Linked DNA regions of Homo sapiens: region 2 is linked to region 1. The links are chromatin contacts, found by Hi-C or POLR2A ChIA-PET in ENCODE. All regions are on one chromosome and are shown on one strand. Each heading gives the region's core, a stretch centred on a gene start or an enhancer-like site at or near the end of the contact. The rest is flanking DNA. Distances are from core to core; before and after follow the strand shown.

Region 1 (7,132 bases), core at 3,205-5,704:
GTCATAGGGCACATACATTTAAACAAAAATTTTAGGCCAGCCACGGTGGCTCACACTGGTAATCCAAGCACTTTAAGAGGCCGAGGCAGGTGGATCACTTGTAGTTAGGAGTTCGAGACCAGACTGGCCAACATGGAGAAACCCCATCTCTACTAAAAATACAAAAATTAGCCGGGCTTGGTGGCGGGCACCTGTAATCCCATCTATTAGGGAGGCTGAGGCAGGAGAATTGCTTGAATCCGGGACGCAGAGGTTGCAGTGATCTGAGATTGTGCCACTGCACTCCAGCCTGGGCAACAGAGACTTCATCCCAAAACAACAACAACAACAACAACAACAACAACATTTTTACTGTGGTTAAATACACATAACACAAAATTTGCCATGTTGACCATTTTAAAGTATACAGCTCAGTAGTGTTATGTGCATTGACAATGTTGTAAAACCAGTCTCCAGAACTCTTTCCATCTTGCAAAACTGAAACTTTAAGGTAACATGGTTTATTTTATTTTATTATTAGTATTTTTTAATTTTTTAATTTTTTATTTTTTTTGAGACTGAGTTTGGCTCTTGTTGCCCAGGCTGGAGTGCAATGATGCCATCTTGGCTCACCGCAACCTCCGCCTCCTGAGTTCAAGCGATTCTCCTGCCTCAGCCTCCTGAGTAGCTGGAATTACAGTTGCCCGCCACCACGCCTGGCTAATTTTTGTATTTTTAGTAGAGACGGGGTTTCTCCGTATTGGTCAGGCTGGTCTCGAATTCCTGACCTCAAGTATTTTGACTACTTTTAAAATTAGCATTTCAACAAGGAAATTAAATAATGCTCAAAAACGTGATTTTAAAAATCATTATATAAATGTACCATAATTTAAAAAATTTATTACATTGTTCCCAGTTTTTAATTTCTAACTAAACAATCTTTTTTTTTTTTTTTTTTTTTTGTGAGGGAGTCTTGCTCTGTTGCCCAGGCTGGAGGGCAATGGCGCAATCTCGGCTCACTGCAACCTCTGCCTCCCAGGTTCAAGCAATTCTCCTCCCTCAGCCTCCTGAGTAGCTCAGAGTACAGGCACGTGCCACCACGCCCACCTAATTTTTGTATTTTTAGTACAGACAGGGTTTCACCATGTTGGTCAGGCTGGTCTCGAACTCCTGACCTCGTGATCCGCCCACCTTGGCCTCCCAAAGCGCTGGGATTACGGCTGTGAGCCACCGCGCCTGGCCTAATTAAACAGTATTATATAACCCACCATGTACCCACATAAATTGAAAATAAATGAATTAAAAATAAATAAAAATGGGATATTTAGAATTAAAAAAATACTGCAGTGACTAGCATACATATATCTTTACCCACATCTGCTGTTATTGCCTTAGGATACCAATATAGAAATGAAATTACTGGAACAACAGGTTTGTACGCTTTTACTTTTATCTGTCTTTAAAAATGCAAGAAGTTAAAAAATATTTTGATAGCACCAAGAAATGTGTAGTGAAAAAAAGTAGCCTTCGCCTCATTCCTCTTCATAGCCCAAAGGCAACCAATTTCCACTTTTTTCACTGTTATTTTGGGTATTTACCTCCATATATCAAAATAATGTGCTTATGCTATTTCTTGATGTATCTGTTTTAAACACAATCTATTGCTTTCCTGTTGTGGTAGATGAGGTTGTAGCACTCTTACAAATACACCACATACCCACCACCATTTCTCCTTCCCCAGCCTCCCAAAGCAGTTAAATCATAATTTTGGTTCACATCAATAATAAGCATTTACATCATGATTAATATGTGTAATTTTCACAGATGAGTCAGGAAGTGTACTGTGATTCATTTCTTGTAAAACTCTATTGAATAGGAAGGCCAATTTTACTTCATCTGCACTAACACTGGGTAATAAAAAATTTTTTTTCTGACATTAAAAACATGTTGCCAGGCATGGTGGCTCACTCACGCCTGTAATCCCAGCACTTTGGGAGGCCGAGGTGGGTGGATCACCTGAGATCAGGAGTTCGAGACCAGCCTGACTAACATGGTGAAACCCCATCTCTACTAAAAATACAAAAATTAGCCAGGCATGGTGGCAGCGCACACCTGTAATCCCAACTACTCGGGAGGCTGAGGCAGGAGAATTGCTTGAACCCGGGAGGCGGAGGTTGCAGTGAGCCAACGTCGGGCCATTGTACTCCAGCCTGGGCAATAAGAGTGAAACTCCATCCCTCCCCCCCGCCCACCAGAAAAAAAAACCATGTTCACCATGGACAAATTTAATTCAGAAAAATAAAAAGAAATTAAAATCTACTGTAATCGCAGACACTATTTGAACTGCAGCTCTCACCACCTCTGTGATCCCTGTCCTCTCTGCCTGTAAGTACCCATATCAATGCTACTTAGGCCATCTGCTCTGTCCCTGAGTTGTCCTTGACCTGGAGGCCCCCTTGGAGCCTCAGCTCTCCCTGCTACTGCCACCTAGAATCTGTCACTGACAACTTGCAGAGCTCCACTGCCCATCTCTCTCTGGCCAGTAGGTAAATGCCTTTCTTACATTCAGCTCTTTAAAAACCGAGAATCCCACAGAGTGTGTGCTGGGTTCTCAATAATTCAATTCTTTCAGCATGCCACACAGAAGAGGACCTGGGCCCCTGGTGATTCGGTTGTTTCCATTTTAGTACACAGCCTTCTCCTTCCCAGGACTGATAAGCATGCCCCAGAGGGTTGAGCTGGGGCAGGTTCAAGTACAGCCTTATAGAATCTTCACAAACACTGTCTTCTCTAGCACTTAGGCCCTGTGGCCAATTCTACTCCTTATAAGGGTATCCTTGGTACAGAATTTTTCCTGTAAGGAATCCATTATTTCTTTCTGCAAGCTGTATTTCATCAGGTGATAATCATTTTTAAATCAAATTTTATTTCCCACAATACTTCTGGATCCAAGATTAAAGGATGGGGCTAGATGTTTCAAGCCTTCTGTAACAGCAACAGAGCAGAGCACAATGATGCCTTCGAAAACCTGCAGCAACAAGGACACTCTGCTATATACAATATCTATCAGAGTGCTGGTAAATGCCTCACAACCATCAAGCCATCTCCCTCCCCCATATATTTATTCCTCTGTGAAGCCTTTCTTCTTCCCCCTCTATTACACTGAGTTGCTCTCTGTCCTGTTCACACTTCGATCAGAGCACTTATTACACAGTATAATGACGACGTGATTATGTATTTATCTCCCCTCACCAGAGCTCTGGAGGGCAGGAATCCGAGTACCACAATACAGGATGCAGAGCAGGCCTAAAATATTTATGGGAAGGATGGGAGCCGGACTATGATGGATCGCTTTAAATACCAGGGAAAGGACTTTCCACTCAAACCAAAATTCAACAGAGTATTAAATTTTCTTGCACAGAGGAATGACTTGCAGAATACAGTGTGCCATAAAAATGCACCCGGTCATTGTGTGAAGTTGGATGGGAATGTGGCAAAACCAGTTAGGAAGTTGCTGAGGTGACTCTGTCCATGGAGAGGAAGAACTACATCTAAAAGGCATTTCAAAGAAAATACAGGCCAGGCACGGTGGCTGTCGCCTGTAATCCCAGCACTTTGGGAGGCCAAGGCAGGCGGATCACGAGGTCAAGAGATCGAGACCATCCTAGCCAATATTGTGAAATCCTGTCTCTACTAAAAATACAAAAATCAGCTGGGCGTGGTGTCGTGCGTCTGTAGTCCCAGCTACTCAGGAGGCTGAGGCAGGAGAATCGCTTGAACCCAGGAGGAACCCAGGAGGGGGAGGTTGCGGTGAGCCGAGATCGCGCCAGCCTCGTGACAGAGGGAGACTCCGTCTCAAAAAAAAAAAAAAAAAAAAAAAGGAAAGAAAGAGAAAATACAAACAAAAGCTGAGATTTGCTGAGTTCCTACCATGTGCTACGCAATGCCAACAACAAGGTGGCATGGAATAATCCTCATGTCTGTTAAGTGGGTGGGGGTAGGAGTGGGGGTAGGAGTAGGGGAGTGTCACACATCTGCAAACGGTAACGTTGAACTTCCAAAGTAGGTCCATCGGGCTCTCAGGACCCGCGGCTGTCCGAGGCCTCAGTTGCCTCAATTAGTCTTAGGCTAACTTCCTCCTTGCGCTGGGGGGTGGGGAATACTTTCCCGTGCGGAGGCCTCAGCTCCTCAATGTACAGAGAAGAGCCTTGCAGGGCCTAAACACTGGAGTTCAGGGATCCTTTATCAAGCTGCCAAACCTTTTCAGGGGCTTGGAAGGACACCTAAGGGCGGAAGCGGGCGCGTTGTGGCCCCCGTGGGGCAGTGGGAAGGCAGCAGGGCCTCGCGGGCGGAGGCCGGAGCGCCGCTGACGCCGGAGCGGAAGCCGCTGAGTCATGGTGGGGGCAGGAATGCAGCGCATTTGGAGAAGGCCCGGGACGCCGGCGGCTCCAGCATTACTGAGCAGTGACTTGGCGTCCGCACCTTCACTGCAGTCGGGAACCACCAGTGACGGCGGTGACCGGAAGAGCTGAGTCACCGCAGGCGACGGCGAGCGACGCCGGCGGGGAGGGGCTGACGCGCCTGGGGCCGCGCGCCTGGGCTCCAGGGCCCCGCGCGTCGCCACGATCCCGACGTTGCAATCCCCGCCAGCTCGGCGGGGGCCGCACGGGGCTGGGTCTCCCGGATCCCGCCCGGGGATTGGAGTCTGAGGCTGAAATTTGAAATCTTGAAGTGGCCCCAAGCCACAAATACTACAGACTGGTTTCAGTGGGAATTAGGACCTTGTGAAAGGAGACAGCAGTGCCCCAAAGACTGGGTAGATTTTGAAGATCAAAGGCACTTGCCTAGGAACAAAAATGATTTGCCTGACTCAGTTCCAAAATGCAGCAAATAATAATTAAAGCGAAACACACACGCACTGTTTTTTTTAAATGCAAGAGCAAAACTTTTAAAATTCCAAAAGAAAATAAATCTTGGTTTCCGAGATGAATTCGTCAAAGGAAAATATCTTGGGGCCCCCATATCACTAAGCTAAAGGGAAAAGTCAAGCTGGGAACTGCGTAGGGAAAACCTGTCTCCCATTCTATTCAAAGTTACCCCTCTGCTCACTAACATAAATGCGTTATCTGATTGCCTCTTTTGGAGGCTGGGTGCGGTGGCTCACACCTGTAATCCCAGCACTTTGGGAAGGAGAGGCGGGCGGATCACTTGAGGTTAGGAGTTCCAGACCAGCCTGGCCAACATAACGAAATCCCGTCTCTACTAAAAATACAAAAATTAGCCGGGCATGCTGGTGGGCGCCTGTAATTCCAGCTACTCGGGAGGCTGAGGCAGGAGAATCGCTTGAACTCGGGAGGCGGAGGTTGCAGTGAGCCGAGCTCAGCCACTACGCTCCAGCCTGAGCAACAGAGCCAGACTCCCTCTCAAAAAATAAGATTAAAAAAAAAAAAGAATCCAGGCTGGGCACGGTGGCTCACGCCTGTAATCCTAACACTTTGGGAGGCCAAGGCGGGTGGATCACCTGAAGTCAGGAGTTCGAGATCAGCCTGGTGAACATGGAGAAACCCCTATCTCTACTAAAAATATATAAATTAGCTGGGCGTGGTGGCGGGCGCCTGTAATCCCAGCTGCTTGGGAGGCTGAGGCAGGAGAATCGCTTGAACCCGGGAGCAGAGGTTGCAGTGAGCCGAAATTGGGCCACTTCTCCCCAGCCTGGGCGAAAGAGGGAAACTCCATATGAAGAAAGAAAGAGAGAGAGAGAGGGAGGGAAGCTCAAAAGAATGCAACCATTTGTCTCCTATCTACCTATGACCTGGAAAGCCCCCATTTCCAGACCAAACCCGTGTTGATCTTATATATGTCGATTGATGTCTCATGTCTCCCTAAAATGTAGAAAACCAAACTGTGCTCTGACCACCTTGGGCACATGTCCTCAAGGAGGTCCTCAGGGCACGTATCCTCAACCTTGGCAAAATAAACTTTTTAAATTAACTGAGACCTATCTCAGATTTTCGGGGTTCACAAGTTCTAACAGGATGGGAGTTTTGCAGAGGGAACTTTCCAAAGGTCCCTGAAACTTGCTTGGTGGTACCAGGACTCAGTAGTTTATCTCTTTCTCTAGTTTCTTCCCACTTCCACACTACTGAAGCCAGAACTCATTTTTGTATAATAGTGCTTAATTAGGCTGGACACAGTGGCTCACGCCTGTAATCCCAGCTACTTGGGAGGCTGAGGCAGGAGAATCGCTTGAACTCGGGAGGCAGAGGTTGCAGTGAGCCGAGATCGCGCCATTACACTCCAGCCTGGGCAACAAGAGCGAAACTTCATCTCAAAAATAATAATAATAATAATGCTTAATCAATTTTGTTCAGGTTTCTTTTTTAGACAAAAAACAAGTATATTATAGAATTTTCTCGGGATGGTGGGGGGAACACACTCAATTACAGTCGCTAAACCAGAAACCACAATTACTTTTGCTTCTTTTCCTACATTTTGTTCACAAGAAGAAGTTTTTGTTTTTGTTTTGTTTTGTTTTGAGATAGTGTCTCACTCTGTCGCCCAGGCTGAAGTGCAGTGGTGCGGTGTGGGCTCACTGCAAGCTCTGCCTCCTGGGTTCAAGTGATGCTCTCACCTCAGCCTCCCAAATAGCTGGGATTACAGGTGCCTGCCACCACACCCAATTAATTTTTGTATTTTTAGTAGAGATGGGGTTTTGCCATGTTGGCCAGGCTGGTCTCGAACCCCTGACCTCAAGTGATCCGCCCACTTCAGCCTACCAAAGTGCTGAGATTACAGGCGTGAGCCACTGTGCCTGGCCTCAATGTGTAAGTCTTTTTTAATCAGATCAGTGATTAAATGGAGAAAACAAAACAAAAGAAAACAAAATAATGGATAATGGTGGAAATGAATGTAATGTCACAGATTTTTTTTGTTTTTTATTTTTTGTTTTGAGATGGAGTCTAGCTGTGTTGCCCAGGCTGGAGTGCAGTGGCACGATCTTGGCTCACTACAACCTCCGCCTGCCAGGTTCAAGCGATTCCCCTGCCTCAGCCTCCCGAGTAGCTGGGATTACAGGCGTCTGCCACCACGCCCAGCTAATTTTTGTATTTTTAGTAGAGACGGGGTTTCACTGTGTTGGTCAGGCCGGTCTCGA
Region 2 (7,132 bases), core at 3,639-6,138, 350 kb after region 1:
TCTGTTCTACCTGGAATACCCTTTATCCCATTCTTGATCTGTTTGACTCTTGATGCTGCTTGAGAACTCAGCTCTGTTGTCCTGTCACTCTTTCTGCGAATCTTTCCCCAGATGTCAAGATTGTGTTAGCTCCTCAGTGCTCCCACAAAATCCTCTGCTTATCTCTATTACAGTACTTGTCACACTCTGCTGTAATTGTCTTTACATTCCTTGGGAACATAGGCCAGTATTATGTTGAGTATCTTTGTACTGTCTTTGGCAAATAATAATTATGATCTAAATTTTATTTGTCAAATGAGTGAACAATTCTATTGAATTATACACTGTTAAATTATACAGTTATATTAAAATTTATTTGCATATCTGTTTTCCCTAATAAACTGTGAACATTTTAAGAGCACAGACCTAGTTCTTCATCTTTATATCCTTAGTTTATAGGATATAAAAGTGCCTCCCAGCACTGTGGGAGGCTGATGCAAGAGAACTGCTTAAGGCTAGGAGTTTGAGACCAGCCTGGGCAATATAGCAAGACCTCATCTCTATTTATTTTTTAAATTAATTAAACAATGTTAAAAAATAAAAACAAAAAATAGGCCAGGCACAGTGGCTCATGCCTATCTAATCTCAGTACTTGGCTCGTAGTAGATGCTGAGGAAACACTGGATACGTGAACAAATGAATGAATGGCAGGATTGTTGTTTTAGAATTTCAGTTAAATAGTTTTCCCCAAAAGAAGGTATCTTCTTCCTTTTTTTTTTTTTTTTTTTTGAGATAGAGTTTCGCTCTTGTTGCCCAGGCTGGAGTGCAATGGCGTGATCTCAGCTCACTGCAACCTCCGCCTCCCGGGTTCAGGCATGCGCCACCACGCCCGGCTAATTTTTGTATTTTTACTAGAGATGGGGTTTCTCCATGTTTGTCAGGTTGGTCTCAAACTCCTGACCTCAGGTGATCCGCCTGCCTCGGCCTCCCAGAGTGCTGGGATTACAGGCATGGGCCACCATGCCCAGCCTCTTCTTTGACCGTGTATGTAAAGATAATGTACCTGTACTTGGCTCATACTGAGTAATTGACATTCTCAGTTTCTTCCATGTGCTAGGATTGGTAGCCTGTTTATTAATAGGAAGATAGTGTATGCACATGAAACTGTAACTATTTGAGAGGTCAGTGCTAGGATTGGTAGTCTGTTTATTAATAGGAAGATAGTGTGTACACATGAAACGGTAACTATTTGAGAGGTCAGTATTTTATGTGCCAAGGGAGTGATATGGACAGATGTTGGTTCAGTGTCATGCTAAATGTAACATCTTAATTGAGCCACTGAAAGTGTAATACCTAAAGCAAATATGTAGGATATGGCTGTTGGTTAATTGGATTGATTAAAATGGGAGCCAAAGGAGGCTTTGTCTTTCTATTTTACTTGCCTTAGATACTGCTTATATCGGACTGATTTGTTGGAGTTTTTCCTTATTCCTTTTTAGGTCCAAGACAACTTTGACAAGATTGAATTCAATAGGATGTGTTGGACCCTCTGTGTCAAAAAAAACCTCACAAAGAATCCCCTGCTCATTACAGAAGAAGATGCATTTAAAATATGGGTTATTTTCAACTTTTTATCTGAGGACAAGTATCCATTAATTATTGTGTCAGAAGAGGTAAGGTGTGGCTTGGGGAGTTTTTACTTGGTCATTTTAGCATTTAATAGACCTGGCTTGGTATTTTTTCTGTTAATTCAGCATAGATATGGAAGGAGATCCTTGGCTAGTGTTTTTGGATCAGAGGCAAAGCAGCCTGAGTATAGAAAAGCTCCAAATATAGTAATTTGGGGCATGTAATACCCCTGGAGATTTACAGGGAAAGTGGGTTTCTTCTTCTCTAAATGGCTATGATGATAAGTGAATCTATCCTCACGTCCAAAGAGTATTCTGTACAAGTCACAACATAATTTTCATACTACTTGCATATTGACAAAACGTAACTGGCTGAGTGCTGGTATACATGGGAAACACATGAGATCCAGAATGTTGTTTTCAGGGCTGTTTTGTGTGAGTAAATACTATTCTTGTTTCAAAGTCCAGGGTGATGACTTTCCATACCTTTCAAAGTAAAAGAAAGAGAATGCTTGCTTTGTTATTTTCCCTAAACTTCCAAAGGAAAAAAATAATAGGAGTAAGGCTTCTGTGCTATCTAACTGTCCTAAAAAGTGACACATGTTAATACATGGTTATTACAGTAGAAAATTCAGAAAAGATTAATATACACAATTAAAATCAGCTGTAGTCCCCACACTTTAAAAAAAAGTCATCTATAATCCCTTAACCTTGGACAAATTATTTAACCTGCAAGTCTTCATTTTCTCATCTGTGAAATAAAGCCAATTACAATGTTTAGTCTAAGGGTTGTGAAATTCTGCATTTAAAGGGTTTAGTTTAATGCCTGGCACATAGTATGTACTCAGTAACTCTTAAGACTACTCTTATTACATGCATTTTTGCATACTAGTCTGATTATTTTCTTTGAATAAACTTCCAGCAGTGGAATTCTGAGTCTTAAGAAATGCACACTTTCAGGGTATTAGATGAACAAGGCAAAGTTGCCCTTCAGAAAGGCTGTACCAAGGCATTAAAGGGTGGGAAGGATTTTGGCCAATAGTGAAGGCAGAGGAGAATTCTGGATGGAAGCAACAGTAGGCAGTGTTTTATGAGTCAGGAAAGCAAAGGGCATGTTCTAAAAGGAGTGAGGGAGGTATCCAGCTTGACTGAGTTGCCAGTCAGGATGCTTACTTAGAAACAGCCACACTGGCTGATTCAAGCCAAAAGGGGATTTTTTTTTTTTTTTTTTTTTTGAGACAGAGTTTCGCTCTTATTGCCCAGGCTGTAGTGCAATGGCGCAATCTCGGCTTATTGCAGCCTCCACCTCCCAGGTTCAAATGATTCTGCACCCCGCGGAGTAGCTGTGATTACAGGTGCCTGCCACCACACCTGCCTTTTTTTTTTTTTTTTTTTTAAGAAACGGGGTCTTACTCTGTTGCCCTGGCTGGAGTGCAGTGGTGCAATCATGGCTCACTGCAGCCTCAACCTCCTGGGCTCAGGGGATCCTCCTGTCTCAGCCTACTGAGTAGCTGGGACTACAGGTGTACATCACCACACTCAGCTAATTAAAAAAAATTTTTTTTGCAGTGATGGGGTCTTGCCATGTTGCCCAGCCTGGTATCAAACTCCTGGCCTCAAGTGATCCCTTTACCTCAGCCTCCCACAGTGCTGGGATTACAGGCATGAGCTACTGTGCAGGGCCTAAAAGGGAATTTTTTAAAAGTATGCTGGATAGCTTACAGAATCATCATGATGGCTTAAAAAACAGGTGTGGAGGCTATGCAATTTGGTCTGTCCTATTTACTGTACTGGCCACTCCATGAGGAACAACAAGGAAAATGCTGCTCCCACCAGAGGATGGGTGTTGCACTTATACCATGGAACACATCTGGTCCTGGACACTGATTGCTGCCTGTATTAGTCCATTTTCATGCTGCTGATAAAGACATACCCAAGACTGGGCAATTTATATAAGAAAGAGGTTTAATGAACTTACAGTTCCACATGGCTGGGGAGGGCTTACAATCATGGCAGAAGGTGAAAGCATGTCTCACATGGTGGCAGACAAGAGAAGAGAGCTTGTGCAGGGAAACTCTCCTTTATAAAGCCATCAGATCTCATGAGACTTATTCGCTATTACGAGAACAGCACGGGAAAGACCTGCCCCCATGATTCAGTTACCTCCCACCAGGTCCCTCTCACAACACCTGGGAATTCAAGGTGAGATTTGGGTAGGGACACAGCCAAACCATATCACTGCCCCAGAACTCAACTTTTCCTGGAACTGTTCTTCCTATGAGGGAGAGTTCTCCATAGTGCCCACTTCCCAATTATCATCAGGGCATGATGTATCTAATTGGCATGGCCTAGGTCAGGCACTGTGCACTAGCTGCAACGGAGTCTTGGAAAGGATACATTTGCATTTTCAGCTTCTACATTGGCAGGTAGGGATTTCCCCAGACATAAGAAAAGGGTTAAATGCTGGGCAGTCAAAAAAGAATGATACATGTCCTTTCTTACTGGAACATGATGGCTGTGAAGAAGATAGGCGGTAGATGAAGCTGGAGAGTTTTGACTTTATCCTGTAGGCAGTGTGGAAAGATGAGCCACTGATGATTTTTGAGGAAGAGAGTGATAGGTGAATAGATGAAATATGGAGACATGGGAGGTGAGAAGTTGAGAGAAGCTAAGTGGCATTGAGGACTAAAATACAGCGAGAATGGAAAAGAAGGCCAGATGGGAAGAACCTAGAGGTCACAGGACCAAGCATATAGTGCCTGGCTGTGGGGAAGCAGAGACAAGTTTCAGGCCTGGGCAACTGGGGAATAATATAGTATATTTGTTTAAAGCATAGTCTCTGAAATCAGACTGACTGGTTTGAAACCCACCTCTACCACTTATTAGCTTTGTGACAAATTACTCACTCTCTCTGTTTGGGGTTCCCCATCTGTAAAATGGGGATAACTACTTTCTTCATTGGACTCTGTGAGGATTGAAAAAGTTGATGTATGTGAAACATTTATTAAAGTGCCTGGACCCATGGTAGCTGCTCACTAAAAGGGGTGTGTGTGAATGAATGGTAGGATGATGAACAAATCTGGGACATATTGCATGGTGGTGGGTTTGGTACATTTGGGATTTTAGGTGGAACATCCTTGTGGAGCTGTGCACTAGAAGTGTTTATCTACAGCTTGTGAGAGGCCAGGGCTGGAGACAGAGGTGGGGAAACCACAAGAGTAGGTTAGATCAGGGAGGAAGACTGTAGTTGGAGACATGAGTGCCAAGGACGGAACCTTGGGACCATTTCTGTAGCAGAAAGAGGAAGTCGATTTGGCAAAGGAAGCTGAATTGAACACGCTATGAGGTAGGAGAACTGAGAGAGTGCTGAGTCATAGATGTCTAAGAAACACAAAGTTTTAAGAAGCACAGAAGTAGTTACTGGCATTAGATGCTATGGAAAAATTAGACAATGGTAAGTGAGAAGTTGCCCTTGGATTTAACAATTAGGTGCTCGCTGGTGATCAAGGAGAAGGCAGTTTCGCTGTAGTGGTGGGAACAGTTTCTTAGTGCTTAATAACAATGATGTAATCGTGTATGTATGTTAAAAAGGAAATGAAAAATAAAACATGCTATGAAATTTTTGTCCAAGGAAATTGTCTAGCTTAATACAGAGGTGTATAGAAGGGAATGTCTGTAGAAAAGAATATCCCAGTGGTGGTTTTAAAACCTAGCTGCTGCTTGAAAGAATTGTGCAAATAAAATTTACAGTATTTTAGGCTAAGTGTGCTGGCTCAAGCCTATAATCCCAGCACTTTGGGAGGCTGAGGCGGGCAGATCGCTTGAGCTCATGAGTTCAAGACTAGCCTGGGCAACATGGTGAAACCCTGTGTCTACAAAAAAATACAAAAATTAGCTGGGCATGGTGGTGTGCACCTGTTGTCCCAGCCACTTGGGAGGCTTAGGTGGGAGGATGGCTTGAGTCTGAAAGGGTGGTTTGAGCCTGGGAGGTGGAGCTTGCAGTGAGCAGAGAGTGGCATCATGCCACTGCATTGTAGCCTGGGAGATAGAGCCAGACCTTGTCTCAAAAAAAAAAAAAAAAAATTACAGTATTTTAAAACATTTTGTAGTTATACTGTGTTCCACAATTAATTGTGTTTTCTTTGAAAAACTGGATGTGGGGTGGGTCTCTTACCCTTGATGTTTTGTTTTTTTCCATCACTAAAATATTTGGTGGACTTGAAAGTGACCTTGTCCTGATTTCAGAATTAGAAATTAGTGAGTGTTTTTATTGCCTTAGGCAGCACTTGCTTAATGTGGATGACATGTCAATGGCATTAAATCACCATTGAGCCACAGGCTGTGAAGGGAGCCAGTCAGCATCAGTTTTCTGACTATTGTGCCTAAGAAACTCAAAAGATTTGTGCTGCAGGCATCCCGAAGGATTGGGACCCACATGGGCCTTGATGTGCGTTTCTGTAGGCCAGAGCCCAGCCAAGGCTCCTGGCATGTTTTTCTTCACCTTTGCAGGCTAACAGAAATGTCTTGATTCTCTTTCAAATCAAGTTAATCTCATTTGAGAAGTGAACAGCCTTTCTTTGATTTGTTAGAATAGCCAGGCAGCATACCTTGTCATGTTACTGTTTGGACTCACTCTGTGCTTTGACAGCTTTTACTCTCTCATCATTTCTTCTGGTTAGAAGTAGAATTTGAGTTAGTTTTATAGATTTTCCTCTGGGGCCAGGAGTGCTTGTGTGGGGAAAGAAGGGATCATTGGAGTAGATTTATGTGAGATTGCTTTGTCTAGCTGCTGAATTACCCTCCTGAGGTTAATCACATGGATTTGTATTTATGAAGCTCTTAGCCTATCACCTGGCCTTTGACCAAGCACTGCAAACTCAAGGTTATGCTATATTATGAAAAATACATTCTCTGTTAGCTTTTGCTTCCTTTCTGAATAATAACACTTCAAAAACTATATTTGGACTGATTGTAGACTTACAGATTTTAATAAAATTTAATGTGAAAACAGATATATTTAAAAAATAAATTTTGAAGTATAATGTCATAATTTTTCATGAACATATAGGTGGGTTTAACTTGTTATCAGTAGTTTTTAGGATTTATAAATTTGAAGTAATACTTCTTTCCAATAATCCACTTACCGTAATGATCATTTGCATTTTGTTTAGAGTGTTTTTTAAGAAAGATTTTTTTTTAAGCCTTAATTAATACAATGTAAAATATAACCAGCCTGGCTTGGTGGTTCATGCCTGCAATCTTTGGGAGGCTGAGGTGGGAGGATTGCTTGAGCTGGGGAGTTTGAGACCAGCCTGGGCAACATGGTGAAACCTCGTCTCTACAAAAAATACAAAAATTAGCTGGGCACAGTGGCACATGCCTGAAGTCTCAGCTACTCGGGAGGCTGAAGTGGGAGGATCACCCAGGAGGCAGACATTGTAGTGAGCTGTGATCATGCCACTGCACTCCAGCCTGGGGGACAGAGCGAGACACTGAATCAAAAAAAAAAAAAAAAAGATATAATT

What was found. A loop is a pair of places that touch in the nucleus more often than their neighbours do. ChIA-PET counts read pairs that join two places held with the same protein, here RNA polymerase II (POLR2A). Pooled maps may share reads with other maps.
Region 2: a loop to region 1 is called in a pooled map, with 3 times the contacts of the local background. The contact joins two enhancer-like sites. A Hi-C loop is called at or near these places in 2 of 50 pooled maps. POLR2A ChIA-PET finds 5 or more read pairs at or near these places in 3 of 52 experiments (H1, WTC11 and activated naive CD8-positive, alpha-beta T cell).

The regions. Positions count from the first base shown.
Region 1 is chr11:9,360,022-9,367,153 of GRCh38, forward strand. No RefSeq gene overlaps it. Among named protein-coding and RNA genes, the nearest start is that of IPO7, 21 kb to the right of the region's middle. RefSeq lists enhancers at 3,690-4,889, 4,525-5,226 and a silencer at 4,520-4,699. Within about 2 kb of position 4,455, at least 41 of the 41 ENCODE cell types and tissues checked have a DNase peak (open chromatin) inside an H3K27ac peak, as active enhancers do.
Region 2 is chr11:9,711,988-9,719,119 of GRCh38, forward strand. It overlaps SWAP70 (switching B cell complex subunit SWAP70), which reads left to right. Exons shown (of 12, transcript NM_015055.4): 3 at 1,479-1,652. Among named protein-coding and RNA genes, the nearest start is that of SBF2-AS1, 43 kb to the right of the region's middle. RefSeq lists an enhancer at 1-197. Within about 2 kb of position 4,889, at least 12 of the 41 ENCODE cell types and tissues checked have a DNase peak (open chromatin) inside an H3K27ac peak, as active enhancers do.